Regions from separate parts of the Homo sapiens genome. Here region 1 is linked to region 2. A link is a contact called in ENCODE Hi-C or POLR2A ChIA-PET data. All regions are on one chromosome and are shown on one strand. Each heading gives the region's core, a stretch centred on a gene start or an enhancer-like site at or near the end of the contact. The rest is flanking DNA. Distances are from core to core; before and after follow the strand shown. Region 1 holds the start of STK38L (serine/threonine kinase 38 like). Region 2 overlaps BMAL2 (basic helix-loop-helix ARNT like 2).

Region 1 (7,657 bases), core at 3,452-5,951, 140 kb after region 2:
TTTTATAACAAAGCGAAGTCCACATCTAAGTATCTCCATGAAATGATGGGCTAAAGATCTGCCAATCAGGGCATGGTAAATGGAAATGATATACCATCACTATTAATTTAAGGTATGTTTCAAAAAAAAACTTTTTAAAATTTGTTTTGCCATCTCTGTCTTATTTCAATAATATAAACACACGTGCTTTAAATCCTGGCTTTAGTTCTGCTACTCTTCCCATTAGGTTTTAAGCTCATCAACCATCAACTGTCCTAGTATAGGTGTCTTCTAGAACCTACCCCATTGAGTCAAGTGGAGAATACTTATATTCGTTCACAGAGACTATGACTCTGGAGCTGTACTTAAACTATGAGTACGGTCAACTGCAGGCACTGACAAAGAAGCTGAAGAGTCTGGATCCTGCTGGACAGTTAGGAAAAGGCAGGCAATACCTCTCCCACCGCTCACCTGCTGTATTCCCTGCCTAGGTATACTTTTTTTCTAACCTTTAAATCCAATTGAATTTGTGATTCCAATTCTTAAACAATAACAAATGTGGACTATTCCTGAAACTTCATAAATAAAATCAGGTGGACATTTACAGTACTGAGTAGGCCTATACAAGACACTGTGCACTTCTATAGCACCCTTTATTTCACAAACCCAAAGAACTGTCAAAGTTGCCCCAACATAAAGTATCAGTGATGGAACTTCTCTCATTTTTACATGTACAACACTCTATTCACCCTGTTTCTGCCATTATAAGCATAGCTATTCATGAAAATAAACTAAAAGGGCTGAGACCAACATTCAATCATTAACTAAATTTCAACTTCATAATTCAACCCAAAAACTATCCAGTGCCAAGTGGTTTAAAAAATTATAGAACAGGGCTGGGCACATTGGCTCACACCTGTAATCCCAACATTTGGGAGGCCAAGGCAGGAGGATCACTTGAGCCAAGGAGTTCGAGACCAGGCTGGGCAACATAGTGAAACCCTGTCTCTACAAAAAATTTAAAAATCAGTCGGGCGTGCTTGTGCACACCTGTAGTCCGAGCTACTCAGGAGGCTGAGGTGGGAGGATCGCTTGAGCCTGAGAGGCAGAGGTTGCAATGAGCCATGATTGCACTACTGCACTCCAGCCTAAAAGACAGACTTAAACTCTGTCAAAAAAAAAAAAAAAAAAAATTACAGAACAAAGCCAAACACAGTGGCTCAGGCCTATAGTTCCTGCAACTTAGGAGGCAAGAAGATCATCTGAGCCCAGAAGTTCGAGTCCAGGCTGGGCAAGACAGTGAGGTTCTTTCTTTAAAAAAAATAAATTACAGGACAAAATATACAAAGACGCAAACATTCCATTAAGCAAAAGAGTTAATATGGAATAACTTCTCACTTCTAAGTTCTTATGAGTACTTATAGGTAATAAGTCAAAATTATTAAAAAGTCCCACTCAATAGTTATATTTAATCTGCACCAAGAATAACTTCCAAAAATGGATTAAAATAACATGTCAAAAATAACTCATTTACTTGGGTGTTATTTTGGAACTCTTTCTAGAAAACTGACCCCAAAATTTAGATGTCAGAAGAATGTATTTCCCAAGTCAAGTTTTTGAAACTACAGATCTGAGGAAGACCATCATGAACAGGAGAGAAAATATGGATTGCAGTTAAGCATGCCATATGGGTACAAGCCAGAATGCCTGGGTCAGAATCCTGGTCCTACCACTCAATAGCTATCTAACCTTAGTACCACAGTTACTTCATCTGCAAAACGGGAATAATAAAAATACCTACTCCATACAGTTGTTGTGAGGATTAAAGCCAGGCAAGTAAGTAATATATGTAAAGGATTTAGCAGGAAGCAGCATTATATAAAGTATTTACTTATCATCATTATCATATGACTAGATCACTTAAATCATCCACAGAAACGCCTTTTCCTATTTCAGTCTTCCTTAATTGGTCTAGCAGCACTTAATCCCTCCCTCCTTGGCTTCCTCATAAAACACATTTTCTATGGTATTTATTTGGGTAGGTATATTTCTCTCCCACTGGATCACATCTCCTTGAAGACAGCAACCACAGTTCGTCCGAGTGTACAGAGTAGCAACCACAGTTCGTCCGAGTGTACAGAGCAGCAAACACTGTTCACTGTTGCCTTTCATTTCTCTCCCTCTAAAGATTCTGAACAATAATACCCTGTCAATTAGCAAACTTTTACCTGGAGACAGAAGGCTTATGCAACCAGTGCACTTAAGTACTGGTCATACCTTGCTAAAGACTTTCTTAAGACTTAAACAAAAATTTTGGGGGGAAGAAGAGGAGGATATGCTTCATGTTTATAAACTAACCAAAGACAGATTTTTAATTTTTTAAAAAAGTTATGTCTTAAAAGCTTGCTTTCATTATTTCATTCAAAAAGACCATGGTGCTTTTAATATAAAAATACAGAAGCATAATTTCTGCATATGTCAAGTCTAACCTAATCATAACTTGCCAATCTGCTGATTTTAATGTAATCCTAAGGATGCTAGACAACAATATGCTTGCTTGATTCACCTGACACTATTTACATAAAATAAAAGCATTTTAACAATACATCGAGATGCAAATCTTTCTGGCTCTGATTTGTGCCCTTTCTCCCTCTTAACAAAAAGTGCCACACACACACAAAAGAGCCTCCAACTTATCCTGGATCACTGGGGAGGCACTTTCTAAGGTGCGTTATCCAATTTCACTAACACAATGATGCTCTCCTTACTTTAAGAGAACAGAACTTTTCTGAAAGCAAACAGCTGAACTGAGTCCATTGCTTTGTTATCATTTTTTAGGAAGTCCAATTTCTCCTTTGTTCTTACAGTGTCCTACCTTTAGAAATCAAGTTTTCAGCATAAAAACTAACAAGGACATCTATTTGTTGGCACAAATCATCTCAGTCTCCATTCTTTGACTTATTTTAAAACAAACTCAAGAGCAAATGGCTAGAGAAAAACTGCTTCTATTTAATGTGTGTTTTCTAAGTCTAATTTTTTCATTCCTAGTGGCAAGGCCTTTCAAAAGAGTACAAAAACTACACCCAACTTTGCTTCTCATTCTAAACACATCACAACCAAATGGGAAACATTATCAGCCATCTTAACAAGGAGAAAACAAAGCTAAGTGAGGTCAAACCAAAACATTTTTTAATTCATTGTACCTACCTATTTTGAGATCAGGATTTTTCAGATGGAAGTAGTTTGATGAACTTATGCAATAAAATTATGTAATATCATAATTTAACATAATATTTTAGACTAACTTCTCTCTCCTCAAATAGTCACAAGGGTGGCTAATTCACATACAATACCTCTCAGCCACTGGGGAGAGAGTATAATAAACTTAATTGTTTTACATATCCTGAGGCACAGAGAGAAAGGCCAATCAAATTCAAAGAGGTTTACAGTACCTTATATACATATATGATTGAGACAAAGAACTTTCAAGAATCTGTACTGAGGAAGCAAAAATGGGCTTAAGTACAATAGGCCCTGCCTTAAAGTAGAGAGACCGGTCAAACGTAAGCCCCAGCGCCAAAAAAGACAAGGTCTCACTCATCAATCCCCATCTTACAATCAAGAGGCAGAACTTAAATCACTTAAAGCTGTTTTTTCAGATTTGAGCAGTAAAATAAGCTAATAGGCCATTTCCGATTAAGTGGCTTCTCTCAAAACTTATCACAAGTTATGTGAAATGGGTAAAAGTGTTGGTTCTGCATTTTATCAAGTGAGAAACAATAGCATCCTACTTTTGGACAAGCCACTACTTCCAGAGCCACTAGCCCTCCCCCCACCTCCCACTTCTTTTTATATCATTCCTCCAAACTTAGAACCCGAAAAGCTATTCCACAAAACAAAAGCAGCACCAGTAAAAGGGGAGGCCACTGGTTTTGAAAATAAAGTTTGTTCTTTTGCTGTCAACCTGGCAACTTTTTAAAGGTGAAACGTGCCCTACTCAATCGGTTATACTCTTTTCTACTCCCACACCAAATAACCACTCGTTCGACCTCGATACTAAAGGTGAAAAAAGGAGTGGGAGAAATGATTTTGAAAGGAAGGGGCTACGGGTGCAATGGTAAAGACAGATTCTAAGACTGGTTTTGAGCACTCCGTGGCTTCTAGGAGCTGGGAGGCTTTCCTGAGTCTGTCTTGAGAAATGTTTGGCAATCTGACGCATCAGTTTTTAGGAACGGTACACAAACAGCCCCCACAATTGAAGAGCCATGCTTCGGATCCTGGCTCTGGGTGACATCGGCTGGAGGGCACGGGACGGGAGCGCTGGGGCTACCCGGAGAGGATCCGCGACATTTGTTATTGTTTGTGAAGCCCAGGCGGGGACCCGGAGCGGAGTGCTCGGGGGCCGGGGAGTGGAAGGAGAAAGGAGCAGAGGACAAAGATTCCTCCCCGGGTGCGAGGCTCCCTCTCTGGACACATGGGGCCAGTATCACCCCGGGGAATAAGAGGGCCAAGGCCGTCGCCGCAGGTTCCCCGGAGACATTTCCAGCCCCAGAATTAGCCCGGCTTTCCCTGGACACCCAAAGACACCTAAAATCTCCTCCTGCTCCTGCTCGCAGAGTTGGGGCTGGCGCGGCGAGCTCGGGCCCTCAGCCGAGCGCTACATCCGCGAACTCACCTGCCTCCGGTCGCGCCCGCGGCCGGCTCAGCCTCCGCACGGACCGCAGCCGGCCGGGCGCCCGTCAGCTCCCTTCTCCCCGCTCCGCCCTCGCCCCGCCCCCGGGAGGTGGGACCCGCGGCCTCGCCGGAATCTCAGGGCGGCCTCCCTGAACTCTCGCGAGCCTTGCCTCCTCGGCTTCTCGGTGGCTGGGTCGGTCCGACTCGCCCTGACGTCATACGCACCACAGCCGGAAGTAGCCTTCTGTCGTCAACGCCCGTCTTCCCGGCCCCACCCATCTCCGCCTGGTGAAGGCCAGACTGGTTTTGAGGGAGTTGACTGAACTGTCGCCACTTCCCCTCTCACCAGCCTCACCTCACTGCCGTTTTTACGCCAAACCTGTTCAGGCCTCTCTTGAGAGTGGCCTAATGTGTTGCGACATTAGTCACATTCTAAATGTCATCCGAATTTTTCAAACAGTGCAATGCAAAGAATGTTAGAAATGGAAAGAGAGAATTCACGCATTTTTCAGATTGGGAAACAGTTGTCAACAAAGATGGATCAGCTAAGTTGCTCAGTCGGTAGCTGTGGGGACTCGAAGCCACCCAGGTTCCTTGACGCTTCCATTTCACCATGAGGGGACTCCAGAGACTGGAGAGGAACCAGGATTTGTAAATGCCACAAAAAATACATTAAAAACCTGTTTGAGTTTTCTTGGAAAATCTAAAATAACTACAGTACTGGCCTGCTTTATCAGTAGGATCTGAGAATTGTGCAGAAGAGCACTCCCCTATAGGATGACCCAAAAGGGACAACTTTGGGAAGGTTGATGCAATTTGCGTCTGGGGACAAAACTGGCCTTTGGGAAAGCCAAATGAGAGAATGACTCCCAATTATTGTTGGCAAGTTTATCCTCAATATGAGTATTGGAGGTCTTATAAAATATTCTTAGCTTTTAGCTTACTGAGACAACGTATGAAGCTGGTACTGTGCTTGCAAAAACTATCACTTAGAAATGCCACCTGTCATCTTTAGGTTTCCCAAGAGCAGGTGACACGAGCAAAACACCTAGGAAAGAAGCATTACCTCATTTCTCTTTCTTACACTGTGCTTTTTCATACATAGCTTAGTAGTGGGAAAAGCTCTAGTTTGGTAATTAGTGTATTTTTGGGGAGATCAGCTCCACTTATATGGTCATTTTGAAACTCAAATGACAGTTGTCATATACAAGCATAGGAGGTTTAATTGTGATCAGACAAGCTTGACAGGCCTATACACCCTTCTCCCTGTACTGCACGCATACACATACCATTCAAATGCTACGATAAGATTGAGAACAGTGTATGGTTTGTTCCACAGCAAATTTATGTCTTCAAATGTGCCATACTAGAGTAATATGAACTAGTATAGAGTAGCAGTCTAGGTTAATATGGGATAGCCTAAGACTTTGACCTCTAGTTCCTAAATTCTCCTAAATTGAGACCATTGTAAACAAATTTCCCTGGGAAGTTGTTGAAAGTACCTCAACTGAAACAAATTAGAGCTATGAACCAGAATTTTGGTGGTCTATGGACCCCTTTTCAAAACAGTGTTCTTAAATGCATAAACTACCTAGGGTTACAAAGGAAATTGATAATGTTAACATACAGTTACCAAAATACTAAAAAGTGAGTTTGTAATATAATTATGTGGTAAGTAGTAGTAGCATCTAAGATGGCTGCCAATGATCCACGCCTTCTAGTATTCCTGCCTTCTGTAATTCCCTTCTCTAGTAACTTAGTTCTTAAAAAGGAAATATAGCAAAAGTGATTAGGATATCATTTCCGTGATTAGGTTACAAAAATATTCTGGGCTCCATCTTGCTTGTCCTTGCTCTCTCACTTGCTCGCTTTCATGGAAGCCAGCTGCTGTCTTGTGACCTGCCTTACAGAGAAGCCCACATGGCAAGGAACTGAGAGAGATCCAGTCAACAGCCACCAAGGAATTCAGGCCCCCAGTCCAACAACCTGTGATGAACTGAATACTGCCAATAATCATGTAAGTAAGCTTGGAAGTAGATTCTTTCCCAGTTGAGCCTTGAGATGACTGCAGCCCCACCTGACACCTAGACTGCAGCCTTGTAAAACCAGATACTGAGCCAGCAGGCCCAACTAGCCAAGCCCAGATTTCTGGCCCACAGAAACTGTGAGACAATAAATATTTGTGGTTTTAAGCCACTAACTTTTGGGATACTATGTTACACTGCCATAGATAACTAAAATAGTTATATATTTGCCTCTTTATTAATGCATTAAATAATAAGATCAAGACCTACAGTAATTTTGTAGTAATGATACACAGAAACAATATTTTGAGATATCTACAACAACTTTAATGGGGTAGAAAATATGTGTGATTCCTATTGAGGAAAAGTCACAGGTATTGCTAATATTCCTGTGGTTTGCTGCCTACATTCATGATGGAAGAAATGCTAATTTTCAGTTTGAGTTTAGTGAAAAAATTACATAATATGTAATATATATAACTATATAACTATACATAGTCATATATGTAATATATAACTATATGACTATACATAGTCATATATGTAATATATATAACTATATGACTATACATAGTCATATATGTAATATATATAACTATACATAGTCATATATGTAATATATATAACTATACAGAGTCATATATGTAATATATATAACTATACAGAGTCATATATGTAATATATATAACTATACAGAGTCATATATGTAATATATATAACTATACAGAGTCATATATGTAATATATAACTATACAGAGTCATATATGTAATATATATAACTATACAGAGTCATATATGTAATATATATAACTATACAGAGTCATATATGTAATATATATAACTATACAGAGTCATATATGTAATATATATAACTATACAGAGTCATATATGTAATATATATAACTATACAGAGTCATATATGTAATATATATAACTATACAGAGTCATATATGTAATATATATAACTATACAGAGTCATA
Region 2 (6,844 bases), core at 4,191-6,690:
ATGAAAAATAGCAAATATGAAGCACTCATATTTTCCCCAAAGCATCTTCATATCAATGAATTTGTGTTTGTATATGTCTGTATGAATATAGGAATTTTCTATATAGCTATATATATTTATTAAGTATGATGTAAAGTTTACAAAACAATTCTCTCTTGATAAAAGCTTAGTTAGCTGTTTTAAAAACACTGTGTAGCTAAACTTTTAGGTGATCATTACATTTACATAAAATAATAAGCATGCGGAAATGGACACTTACTTTTGGCATCTATTAGCTTTTCTCTTGGTGAAATATCAAAAGAAGAAAGTTGTTCCTTTACTTTGGCAACATCTTTTGGATGTAAGAAGTCAAATAAGCTTTGTCCAGTCAAACTAGCCTATTCATAAGGTAGACATTCATTTAAAATCAGTACCATGCTTTTTCTACATTTCTTGATGCATACAATAAATGTTCTTTTTTGATTTTTGATTGATTTTTCTCAAGCTCAAAGATATGTCCACGACACTGTGTGACATGAACTTAATGTTCAAAGCAGGGTGATACTTGTAGACAGAAAAAAATACATGCGTATAGAACCATCCCTGGATATACACAAACCATATACAAACACCAATTGCTAGTATTCTGCTAAATCTTGTAACTCTTGTTAACATGTTACTTGTAAATGATTGTGATTTACTTTGAACTTTTTTTGTCCTTGTTAAAAAAAAGAGATTACATCATAGTATAATATAGAAATCACAGAATATCTGTGACTTTATCAGATATTTACCATACAGTTTAAAAAATTACCATACTATTGATAGGTAAAATCCAACCCAGAATACCTCTCACTTCCCATTCCACCACTCCCAAAAGGCACAGCATCCCCAGGTCTATGCCTTTGCTGATACAGTCCCACCCCTCAGAATTCATCACCCCTTCCCTATCCCTTGGCCACTCCAGCCAAATTGCCTTTGACTCCCTAGACTTCCGGGACTCCCTTCTCCCAGGTTGAAATGTTTCCTCCCCTTCTCTACACCTTCCTTCTGACAAGCCTGGCAGACATCCTACTTCATGTGTGACGCCTTCCTGACCCACAGTGGCCACCCCTCTTCTGAATTCCTGTATTACCCAAGCAAACATTCCTATAGACAACAGGACTAACGGACCAGCCGATATAAGCAGGCTGAATTGTTTGGCGGTTATATGTTTCATTCTAAAAAAAACTGTGTGGTTAATATAAGTCTATATCCAGAACTCTCTAGGGCAGACCAAGTTTCTGAATCTGAAAAGCTGAGGACTAAATCCTGAATCATGGGAATCCCTACATGCCCCTGAGCAGCCAGTAAGTCTCTTAATAGCCTCTTCTATGCAAAGTCAGTGCCCAGTAGGACTGGATTCCATGTCACTAACTTGAAACTTAAGTGGTACCCTAAACTGTCAGTTACCTGTGTGTGTGTGTGTGTGTGCGTGCATGTGTGTGTGCATGTGTGGGTGTGTTTTCCATCTCCAGTTAGAACGTGGAATCATGAGGTTTGTGCCCCCAGCTATAACCAGCTGAAGGTTTCATCGGTTTTCAATCCTCCTGTACACAGGCTCATAATATTCCCTTATTTCTGTTATTTAACTCATTATCTCTGAACACCCTTATAATCTAATGTGAGTTATTAAAAAACAGTGCTGCAGTCTATCGGATTTCTAGTGCTAGTTTATTCACTTACTTGGGTTAGTTTCAATGCTATAATTTTTGAGTAGCTAGTTTCCATGAAATGGTGTTCAGTAATAAGGAGGTGAAGTACTAAACTAGTTAAATGAAAGATGTATTTCAGAGAGTGTTGCCAGAGATTAGATCAAAGGCTGTCATGCAATGATTATAACTTAATAATTAACCATAAAGTGTCTCTTGGAGGGAACAGAGAAGGGTGACTAACACTTTTCAGACACTCTTAAATATGACACCTCATTTAGTCTTTACATCTTGAGAGACAGGTATAATCATTTTGACTTTTTACATAGGAAGAAGCTGAGGCTCAGTAAAATTAAGTAACTTGCTGAAGGTCAGGAAGGGAACGCAATCAGTCATAAAGATCCTTACTCTTTCCACACAGCTTTCCATCTCTCTTGGAGTTCTAACTTAGCAGAATCTAATCCCATATCCCAGTGGGGAGAAGGTGTTCAGAAAAAGAGCTTAAAAATATGTGTTTGTTCAAAAAATTAAACATTGTATGGAAAATATCCTCATTTTTGGATACCTGATCATAATTAAGTATTTTGGAGACTGACTTAGAAACGAAGAGAATTTTTCCTCTTTCACATCCAACCACAAATAAGAAGCCTTCTGCAGTCTAGGATTTAAAAAAAAAGTGAATATTTTAAAATATTGTCTGTCTCTTATACACACGCACACACACACACACATTCAGATTCTGAGGAAATTACTGTGGCAATAAAACTAACAGAGTAGTCATGGAGCTAGTAAAATTAATTTTAAGAAATGTTCTTAAGATGCAAACAGATTTATAAAGAGTGTCAAGTTGAAATCCTATTCTAAATTAATGTTTTGGACATGAAAAGTTTGGCTGCAGAATATTTAGTTGAGACATTTCTTAAAAACTAAAATTAGGCCAGGTGCTGTATATGAGCCTAAATACAGCACTAAATGAGCCTATATCCCAGCACTTTGGGAGGCCGAGGCAGGTGGATCTCTTGAGCTCATGAGTTTGAGACCAGCCTGGGCAACACTGGCGAAACCCTGTCTTGACAAAAAATACAAAAATTGGCCGGGCATGGTGGTGCACGCCTCTAGTCCCAGCTACTGAGGAGGCTGAGACGGGAGGATGGCTTGAGCCCGGGAGGTGGAGGGTGCAGTGAGCCGAGATCGCACCACTGCATTCCAGCCTAGGCAACAGAGCCAGACCTTGTCTCAAAAAATAACAATAAAATAAAATTACCTTTACCAAATTCTACTACACTGCATGCAGAACAACAATTGCCTGTGGATGTGTTGAGGTAGAAGGACAGGGCAGAATGAGGACAGGGAAGCAATGAAGACATTATACTGTACACCTTGTTATAGTTTTTGAATAATAAAAAGGCATCACTCATTCTAAACTAATGTGTCAGCTACTCTCATAAGGTCTACCCAGCAAATCCCATGAAGCAGCCTGCATGGAAGCGGGTACATATGGCACATAGGAAGAGTCTGGCACTCTTGCTGGGCATGCTCTGCAGGGCAGAAGCAGGGTTCCATGAAGGTACGACTGACGAGCATGTACAGATTGGTGAGAAAGCTTCGAAAGCAAATCGTACATTTTGCCACCTTCAAAAATCCTTTTTATCCACACAATATCCTTTCTATCCCTGCCAGAAATGCTATATTTAAATTCAGCTGTTCAAATAAAAGAGTGGCTTTTTTTAATTAAAGGAAAAATGGACAAAAATGTGTATGAAGAATCCTTCTATTTAATTTGACTATGGCTTAAAACCTAGTAGTCACACAGCACATGACCAAGACATTTATCACCTCCGAGGGCATGAGAAGCAAATCACATGATCACAGTTTCCCCTCTAGACCGGTGAATCTGAAAAGCCATGCACAGGAATGATGAGGACGGAAATGTCAAAGCACTAACAACTCTAAGTAAGCAGTGACTGGCCTCCGAGAAGAACAGGATCCTGAGGGAACAGGATGCCAGGCAGACGGCTTTGAAGGAGGTGGTGATCATGGGGGAGTAGATCCTATGTGTGAGAGATGGGTAGTATAAAATGCTTAGCACTGAATACAAGCTTTGCTCCATAGTGTGGAAAGTGCCTATCCTCTGTCTCTACTTTCATTAACACAAACTAGTAATGCATGGCTACTTCTCTATTTTAAACTTCTATATTAAAGGAAATACGGTGTAATATGGAGTCCCATATGTTTAGAACAGGAAGCAAATGGAAGAAAATCTGCCTCCTATTCAAACAGCAATGAAAGCACATACACAACTTAGACAAATATATCTTTAGTTACCTTAAGGATTAAATGTCTGAGCTCATTATCCTGAAGAAATGATGGTCTATAATTACTTCCCACATAAGAATTTGTCAAGCCTAAAAAGAAAGGCATCAAGAGTTATTGGAAATATAGTAGAGAGGGCAAAATGCTTAATGAACATTAGCAATGCTGCTGCTGCTGGTATTTGCTCTTTGGCACATTCTAAGACATTTTCTGTAATCATTTTTTTTTTCATTTTCATTTAATTTAATTATTTATTTTTGAGACAGAGTCTTACTCTGTTGCCCAGGCTGGAGTGCGGTCGCGCAATCTCAGCTCACTGCAACCTCCACCTCCTGAGTTCAAGTGATTCTCGTGCCTCAGCCTCCTGAATAGCTGGGATTATAGGCGCATGCCACCACGCCCAGCTAATTTTTATATTTTTATTAGAGACAAGTTTTCACTATGTTGGCCAGGCTGGTCTTGAACTCCTGGCCTCAAGCAATCCACTCACCTCAGCCTCCCAAAGTGCTGGGATTACAGGAGTGAGCCACTACGCCCAGCTAATCATTTTCTTTCTTCATTATCACTTGATTAAAATTTCTTTCTTTTAGATTGTGAATTCTTGGAACTACTTATTCCTTTATATTCAAATATGCACATTAAGAGCTATATATAAAAACATTATAATAAAATGTACATGAAATAAAATTCAAGGATTGATATGCAGTAGTCCCCCGTTAGCTGTGGTTTCAGTTACCTGTGGTCCACCATGGCCTGCAAACAGGTGAGCACAATACAATAAGATATTTTGAGAGAGCCAAAGACAGAACATATAACATTTTTACAGTATATTGCTATAATTATCCTAGTTTATTATTGATGTTAATCTCTTAATATGCCTGATTTATAAGTTAAACTTTATCATAGGTATATGTGCATAGGAAAAAAGTACTATGCCTAGGGTTCAGCACTACCCACGGTTTCAGGCATCCACCAGGGTCTTGGAATGTATGCCCCTATGGATAAGGGGGGACCACTACAGTTATTTAGATAATGTCTTAGCTAATTAAAATTTATCATATGAGTTACCTTGAATGGGGGTATTCTGGAATTCTAAACAAATGTTACGGATTCATGAGATTTTCCAGTAAGAAAATCCTTTAATGGCAATATAGAGACCTCTATTCTGATAATACACAGATTATTTTAAAAATGTATAAAATATAAATGAAATAATTAATTTTCAGCCCTTAGCACTGAGTTATATTAAAATGAAAGTCTCTAAAGCAGCTGAAGAGCTTGCAAAATGATGAGGAATTATCAGGCCAAAACCAAGGGAAATGTTTGACCTGGGAGGAGTAAGGGAATCCACCAACCCAGATTCGCAAAGCCCTTCATGGCCACAAGGGGGCGTATGACACAGACGACAAAGCCAAGCAAGCCATCCCCAGGGCAAGGATGATTCAGAAGTAAGTCAATTTTCCCTTCCTTATATTCCCCAACCTTCTTGACTCCTATCCCTTCTTCCTGGGTACTGTAAGAGAAGTTGCTTTTGCAGGGGAAAGGTGGGGTAACATCCTTAGACATTTTAACCACACATTGGCCCTCGGACGGATCTGTGGCCCAAACTCACCAATGAACTAAGTGGTGGTGGTGGTGGCAAAGTAAGTGGGCAGGGCAGAAAGACAAAATGCCTCATGCTATGATTCAGTACAGTTTTCTCAGACTCGTAGCACTCTTAAGAGCCTGGCATAGGGAAAAGAAAATCTCTTCTGTTGGAATCTATCTTCATCCTAGGGCTCAGGGAATTCTCCCAATGACTTCTTGCTAATATTACTACACAGCAGCTTGGGAGGGAGCTGAGGAAGGAATGAAGAACGCAGACTCTGAGTGCTAGGTCAGGGAACAGCAGTAAACTGATTTTGAGCAAGATAATGACATTTCAGGTCTGGCCTGCAGCAAGGTTGGCAGAGCATACCAGGCAGAAGTGGGCTGGGAAACCCCGTCGGTGTACATCAGCCATCACAGGCGAGCCCTGACTCGGTGAGTGAGTGGGGATGTGCTCGAGAGAAAATGAGGGCAGTGAGAGCAGCACTGAGGCATGGTAGAGGCTGGCCAGTAAATGCATGCCATGGTGTTCTGCACACTTGTCCACACATTGGCTCTCAGAGTTCCCATGGCAAAAACCAACGAGGCAACATGATCACTTACTTTTTTCACAATGTTCATTGGGTTAAAAAAAAATCAAAATGACAGTAACAATTCCTCTTCCTCTTCTGACCCCATCCCCACCATTTGAACACTGTGCTGTACTCTACATGCATTACTCTTTACTCTTAACAATAGTCCCAGGAGGCAAATGCATCCCTATCTCACAGATGTGAAAACTGAGGATTAGAATGTCAAATAACTTGAGTAAGTCACATAGCTATAAAGGGAGGAAGCCAGGATTTGAACCACAAGGTCTGCCTTCAGGACGCATGCGTGTGAACCACTGTGCTTCACTGCCCCGCCTGGTAATCAGATTGCAGACACAGGACCTCATGCTGCAGAGCAGGGCTACTCTAAATGTGGTCTGCAGACCAATGTCATCAGCAAACTGTGGTGAGATCAAGTGCAGAATTTAAGAAGTATTTAGAGGCTTTTATAAAAACATAACATTGCTGTGACAGCCAAACCCATGATCATTTTTCCATAATTAACTGTATTTTACAATGAACTAGTGGTGGATGGGGGGAACACCTGTTCTTCATCCAGATCGTTTAAAAAGCACTGCTGTAGAGTATAGTGAAAAAAATCACATCACCATCCTTCTGCCTTTAACCTAATTATGCTATGGACCAAAATAACATGATCCACAGGCAGCCCTCTGTTGATCTGGC

Evidence for each region. Hi-C counts contacts between places; a loop is a spot of excess contacts on that map. ChIA-PET counts read pairs that join two places held with the same protein, here RNA polymerase II (POLR2A). Pooled maps may share reads with other maps.
Region 1: a pooled map shows a loop between it and region 2 (5-fold over the local background). The contact joins the promoter of STK38L here to the enhancer-like site in region 2. A Hi-C loop is called at or near these places in 1 of 37 single-sample maps with no recorded cell type and 4 of 50 pooled maps. POLR2A ChIA-PET finds 5 or more read pairs at or near these places in 1 of 52 experiments (PC-9).

The regions. Positions count from the first base shown.
Region 1 is chr12:27,241,330-27,248,986 of GRCh38, reverse strand. STK38L (serine/threonine kinase 38 like) reads right to left here and starts at 4,701. Exons shown (of 14, transcript NM_015000.4): 1 at 4,655-4,701. RefSeq lists enhancers at 3,293-3,342, 5,931-5,990 and a silencer at 4,633-4,872.
Region 2 is chr12:27,382,712-27,389,555 of GRCh38, reverse strand. It overlaps BMAL2 (basic helix-loop-helix ARNT like 2), which reads right to left. Exons shown (of 17, transcript NM_020183.6): 6 at 3,996-4,075; 7 at 2,236-2,328; 8 at 260-377. Among named protein-coding and RNA genes, the nearest start is that of BMAL2, 53 kb to the right of the region's middle. Within about 2 kb of position 5,440, at least 2 of the 41 ENCODE cell types and tissues checked have a DNase peak (open chromatin) inside an H3K27ac peak, as active enhancers do.